2 separate regions of the Homo sapiens genome follow, and region 2 is linked to region 1. A link is a loop called in an ENCODE intact Hi-C map of the cell type or tissue named here. Cell type or tissue: heart left ventricle. All regions are shown on one strand. Links, peaks and the distances in the headings refer to the core of each region. The heading gives the core; the rest is flanking DNA. Region 1 has its middle 35 kb from the start of ACTL6A. Region 2 overlaps GNB4 (G protein subunit beta 4).

The links. A loop is a pair of places that touch in the nucleus more often than their neighbours do. Peaks named below come from ENCODE experiments on the same cell type or tissue, not always from the same donor. Only the 100,000 strongest peaks of a DNase experiment are listed, where the experiment ranks them.
Region 2: it touches region 1 in a loop (3-fold over the local background); 17 of 110 quality-filtered maps call a loop at or near these places.

What each region holds. Positions count from the first base shown.
Region 1 is chr3:179,526,021-179,528,943 of GRCh38, reverse strand. It overlaps a transcript of GNB4 not described here. Among named protein-coding and RNA genes, the nearest start is that of ACTL6A, 35 kb to the left of the region's middle. RefSeq lists an enhancer at 1,571-2,121. In heart left ventricle, for the core only: no CTCF peak of the experiment used is centred there; no DNase peak of the experiment used is centred there; H3K4me3 peaks cover 766 bases; H3K27ac peaks cover 1,993 bases.
Region 2 is chr3:179,445,361-179,448,283 of GRCh38, reverse strand. All of the region lies in intron 1 of GNB4 (G protein subunit beta 4), which reads left to right. Among named protein-coding and RNA genes, the nearest start is that of GNB4, 4.6 kb to the left of the region's middle. In heart left ventricle, for the core only: a CTCF peak has its summit at 1,597 (motif pointing left); no DNase peak of the experiment used is centred there.

The sequences.
Region 1 (2,923 bases), core at 275-2,774:
CTAGTCACATGTGACTACTTCAGTTTAAATTAATTCACATTCAACTCCTCAGCATACTAGTCACATTTCAAATGCTCAACAGCTACATGTTCCTGTGGCTACATCACTGGACAGTGCAATAGAACATTTCCATCATCACAGAAAGCTTCATTCGATAGTGCTGTACACAACATTGTCTCAGTCCTTAATGCCTGCCATCACAAAATACCTTAGACTGAGTAACTTATAAACAACAAAAATGTATTTCTCACAGTTCTATAGGCTGGAAAGTCCAAGATCAAGGCACTGGCAGATTCAGTATCTAGAAGACACCTGCTCAGAGTATCCTTACAGGGTGGAAGGGGAAAAGCAGCTCCCTGGGACCCTCTTTTATAAACGTACTAATCCCATTCATGATGGCTTTCCCCTGGTGACCTAATCACCTCCCAAAGACTTTATCTCCTAATAACCATCACATTGGTGATTTCAAAACAAGAATTTTGAGGGGATGACATTCAGGCCATAGCAAACATTGTCTAAGTCCACCTGAAACCACTCATCACCTAGGGATGTCATTTTGTTTGATCTACTATGCTTTATTGATTAGGGTTGATTGTCTTTAAAATTAGATGTGGACATTTAGAAAATTAATCAGTCACAATTGGTTTTTTGTCATATAGAGAGTCAAATGCTTTATGTCCAATAAAAAAGAATCTTAAAGGTTTTTGTTTGTTTTTTTGTTTTTTGTTTTTTTGAGATGGAGTCTCACTCTGTTGCCCAGGCTGGAGTGCAGTGGCACGATCTCGGCTCACCACAAGCTCCGCCTCCTGGGTTCACGCCATTCTCCTGCCTCAGCCTCCTGAGTAGCTGGGACTACAGGTGCGTGTCACCATGCCTGGCTAATTTTTTGTATTTTTAGTAGAGACGGGGTTTCACCATGTTAGCCAGGATGGTCTCGATCGCCTGACCTCATGATCCACCTGCCTCAGCCTCCCAAAGTGCTGGGATTACGGGTGTGAGCCACTGCGCCTGGCCAAGATTTCGATTTTATTGCTCTGTGGGACATTAGTCAGTTCTCTGTTCTCTATATAACTCTGCAATTTTATCTAGCATTCTTTTCTTCTACTGGTGACATGTACACACACACACACACACACACACACACACACACACATACATACACACACGCACTTATCAGCAATCTTCTATCCTCCTCTTTAAACCAGCTGGTTTTGTCACAAATGAAGTAGGTAAGTCTTAGACTATATATTTGTATGAAAATCATGTTTTAACTTTTTGAAATTTGTATTTTGATAGGAGCAAACTATTTGAATTTATACTTTGGGAAACCTATTTAACTTTGTAAAGCCTCAAGTTTGCTCATTTGTAAAGTGAGGAATAGTTTCTAAAACAGAGAGTTTTCTCATTGGATTCTTGAAAATTAAATGGGATAATGAATATAAAACATTTAGTGCAGCTCTTGGCATGTAAAATTGCTAAATAAATATCATTATTATTTAAGAAAGCTTTCTCAACTGTATTTCTGGATGTCTAAGCATCTCAATTCCTACTTTTGTGTTGCTCCATTCAAATGCTGGAAGTTCCAACTGTATTCTGGGCACAACGCCTGCATCTCCCAACTTTGGCTTCACTCTGTCTGCACTCAGCACCTTTTTCATCCTTTCTGTAGCAATGGGAGTTTTCTGGCCAATATCTGGCTTCAAATTGAGAGAGAACGTCTTCCAGGCTGAGAACAACTAAGAATCCTCCTTCCCGGCATCCTGCTTTTCTTTCCCTCCCCCTTCCCCTCCACCCCTTCCTGCCAGCAGAAGTCATTGACTCCATACTTCCTGCCTTGCACTATAAACACTCTCTCCAGCTGTGGCCTGCTTTCACTGGAGGTTTAACTATTTAATTGCTAAAGACCCTTTTCCCAGAACAATGCACAGTCTTATCCTGGGGTTGGGGAGCAGTTCACAGAATGTTCTCTCTGCTCTCTTAAGCCTCCTAATGCATTCTACAATGTCCATTTGTACCGTTCATATATAAAATTAATTTTTGTTGCTGTTAATTTTGGGAATGGTGCCAAAAAGAATTTTCCTATAGCTCAGAACTGTTTATTGAGGATCTCCTAGGTGTGTAATACTGAAATTTATTTTTCATCTAAGGAGCTAGCTGATGAGAAAAAGAGAGAGGAAAATTTTGTTCTGCTTTCCAGAGTTTATACAACCAGACTAAGAAAACTCAATCTAGATTATAACTTGACAGAGCCTTGGCATGGAAGCACGGTTCAGATATTATGCAATAAAGATAACAAAGACAGTGTTGAGTTAGAGAGAGAATAAAATAGAGACATACAGGAGAGAGGTAAGCAGACCACTCAGGGTGGCCTTCCAGGGTCCAAAGTGTGGCCCTCAGCTTTATTGGCCCAGAAACTCCTATTTTCATTTAGACATCAGAATCTTCTGAGGGATATTTGATCATATCTCTGCAAATTGAAGTGCAGTATGTTTTATCTTCAGTGACAGTGGGGTAGAGAAAGGCAACAATCCCAGTTCTGCATTTTCTAGCTATACAATCTGGGGCAAATGATTTTACATTCTTGTGCCTGGTGTCTGTCAGGCCTCTGAGCTCAAGCTAAGCCATCATATCCCCTGTGACCTGCACATATATATCCAGATGGCCTGAAGCAAGTGAAGAATCACAAAAGAAGTGGAAATGGCTGGTTCCTGACTTAACTGATGACATTACCTTGTGAAATTCCTTCTCCTGGCTCAGCTACTCCTCCACTGAGCACCTTGTGACCCCCGCCCCTGCCCGCCAGAGAACAACCCCCTTTTGACTGTAATTTTCCTTTACCTACCCAAATCTTATAAAACGGCCCCACCCTATCTCCCTTTGCTGACTCTCTTTTCGGACTCAGCCTGCCTGCACCCAGGTGAAA
Region 2 (2,923 bases), core at 331-2,830, 81 kb after region 1:
GAAATGAAAACATGAAACAGGCCAGGCGCGGTGGCTCACACCTGTAATCCCAGCACTGGGAGAAATGAAAAGTTAAAAATAAAACTTCAAACAATAACAATGCAGCTTTGCTTCAAAAAGAAAATCTTTGAAGGGACTCCATGTAGGCTGTCTCTACTCCTTATCTGCCATCTTCTTCTGAACCCGCTTCAGAGACACATTATCCCTCCTACTCCATGAAACAATTCTTCTCCAGGTCACCAGGGATGTCAGTCTTGCCAAACTGGATCTTCAGCCACATTTGACACAGGCAACAGATAACTCCTTCCCTATCAAAATGTCGTTTCCCCTTGGCTTCTGGGACACCGCTCTTTCTGATTTTCATCCTGCCTCATTGGCTACAGTTTCTCATTCTTCTCCATCTCAGTCAATGGTACCACCATCCACCAGTTGCTGAGGCTAAAAATTCTAATTCCCCATTTCACTCATTCTAAATCTATTCCTTCAACAGCAAGTATTATGGGCTCTACCTTCAAAATCACTGCAGATTGGACCATCTTTTTTAAAAAGTTAATTTGACCATTCCTATCACCTGCACTGCCACCACCACCACCCTGGTGTCAAACTGTATTCTTCCCTGGCCTGGATGACTGCAGGAGCCCCCCAACTGGTTTGTCAGCTTCCACTCTCTGTCTCCCACCAGCCAGCATGAACTTTAAAAGAGGTAAATCAAAGCAGGTTATATCTCAGTCGTCAGAACCCATTATTGTTAGATAAAATAAAAACGTTTTAGCCAGGCGTGGTGGTGCATATCTGTGGTCTCAGCTACATGGGAGTCTGAGGCGGGAGGATTGCTTGAGTCCAGGAGGTCAAAGTTGCAGTGAGCCATGTTTGTGCCTGGGCAATAGAGTGAGACCCCATCTGAAAAAAAATCAGGATTTTTTTTTTTTTTTTTTTTAATACCATGATCAAGAGACGGTGACTGGGCTCTGGCACACCCTTCTAGTCTCATCTGCTGCTCTCTGCCCTGCTCACTCTCTTCCAGCCTCGCCATCGTCACTGCTGTAGGTCCAGCATGTCAGGTTAGTTTCTGCCTGGGCCTTTGCTTGCTGTTCTGCCTGTAATGCTTTCTCCCAATGAAGACATAGCTCATCCTCTCATTTCATTCAGTCCTTACTTAATTTATTTGAAAATAGCCTTCCTCGTCACCCTCTAACCTCTTGAAGTTCTTGCAGTTTTTTTCTTGCATACGACTTATCTGTACTTAAAATTATGTTATTGATGTGCTGTATTATTTATCTCCTAGACAGATACAGAACAAAGCACTGTGGCAATAGGAAGTTTTGTTTTGTTTACTACCGAATCTCTAGAGCCTAGAATATGTTTGGCACATGGTCGGGACTCAGATATTTGTTGAATGAAGGAATGAATGCATGAATTAATATTTGTTGTATCTTAGCTAATGCCGTTTCAAATGGAGAAGACGGTTTCCAGAGAATCTTACAGCGTTAGTGCTACGTAAGGTGTTTGGTGATGCTGCTACAGCTTCTCTGAAAGCTAACAAGTTACCAACTTTGAGTGTTTTCACGTTATCACCTTTCTTTTGTATGCCCTCTGGTGGAGTGATGATAATAAGCGGCAAGTGAGTAGAATAGGTCAAGAAGAAACTAAAATACAAGAACCTAGATCACAAACTGGATAATTAACTTAAAAAAAATAGATTTGAAAATTTTAACTTTAGTTAAGCCTCCTGAATAATTACAATACGATTAGAAAGAATGAAAAGAAAATGAGCCACAGATTTGAAGAGAGATCTGGCTTAGGATGAAAAAATAACCTATTGAGCACACCCAAAATGTTTGGATCTCTTAAAAGAATTCCTGCTTAAATATACTTCTGTCCCTTGAAGTATTTTAATATTTTTCCATCTTTAGTTCAAAGACCTCTTTCTCTCAACTGTAGTAATAATTTCAGTGAACCTTTATTGACTACCATGTGTCGGTTAACGTACACAAGTGGTGAAGCCAGTGTTCAAACTCCAGCAGTGGAGGACCAGAGTCAGTGCCCTAAATCTTCATGCTTCACTACCACCTTTGTGCCAAGGTCGTGTGGATGGTACAGGGACCGGAGAATTTCCTTTGGAGCAATAGTTATGGACAGAAAAATGCTTGGTAAGTTCACAGTGTGTGTTCCTCAGTTCCATTTTCCAGTATGTTTATAGAGAGCCTTTTCTTCCAGAATTGCTGAAAGATGTGTTATTTTATCTTTTTTGAAATAGAAATCACATGAAATGTTTCTACACTCAGATGCTACTGACTTGCTGAAATAATATAAAGTTTCTCTTAGTGTCTATATTTCATATTTATGGCAGTAACAGCTTAATTGTTCCTCCACTTTTGGCTTTAGCAGGGTTTGTTCATATACTGTGTAGTTATTACAAAAGAAATGTAGTATACCTTACTGGGTAAGGACAAACTCCCACTGAGATGCTTGTCTTACTTGCAGTAGGAACCCTCTAAAAAAGAATTCGCTCAGAAGATATCATTATTCTTAGTATCTCTGCAAGTCAGAGCGCTGTCTTCTTAATAGCTGCATAATATTTCACTGTATGAATGCATCATAACTACTCTCCTATTTATATTTTTAATTTGTTGTCATATATACAATTGGTTAATGAATATCCTTAAACATTAATTCTTACCTATTATGCAAAAGTGTTGGCCAGTTGCAGTGGCTCATGCCTGTAATCCCAGTACTTTGGGAGGCTGAGGCAGGCAGATTGCTTGAGCCTAGGAGTTTAAGACCAGCCTGGGCAACATGGTGAAACCCCATCTCTACAAAAAAATACAAAAATTAGCCAAGCGTGGTGGTGTACGCCTGTAGTTCCAGCTACTCGGAAGGCTAGGGTAGGAAGATTGATTGAGCGCAAGAGGCAGAGGTTGCA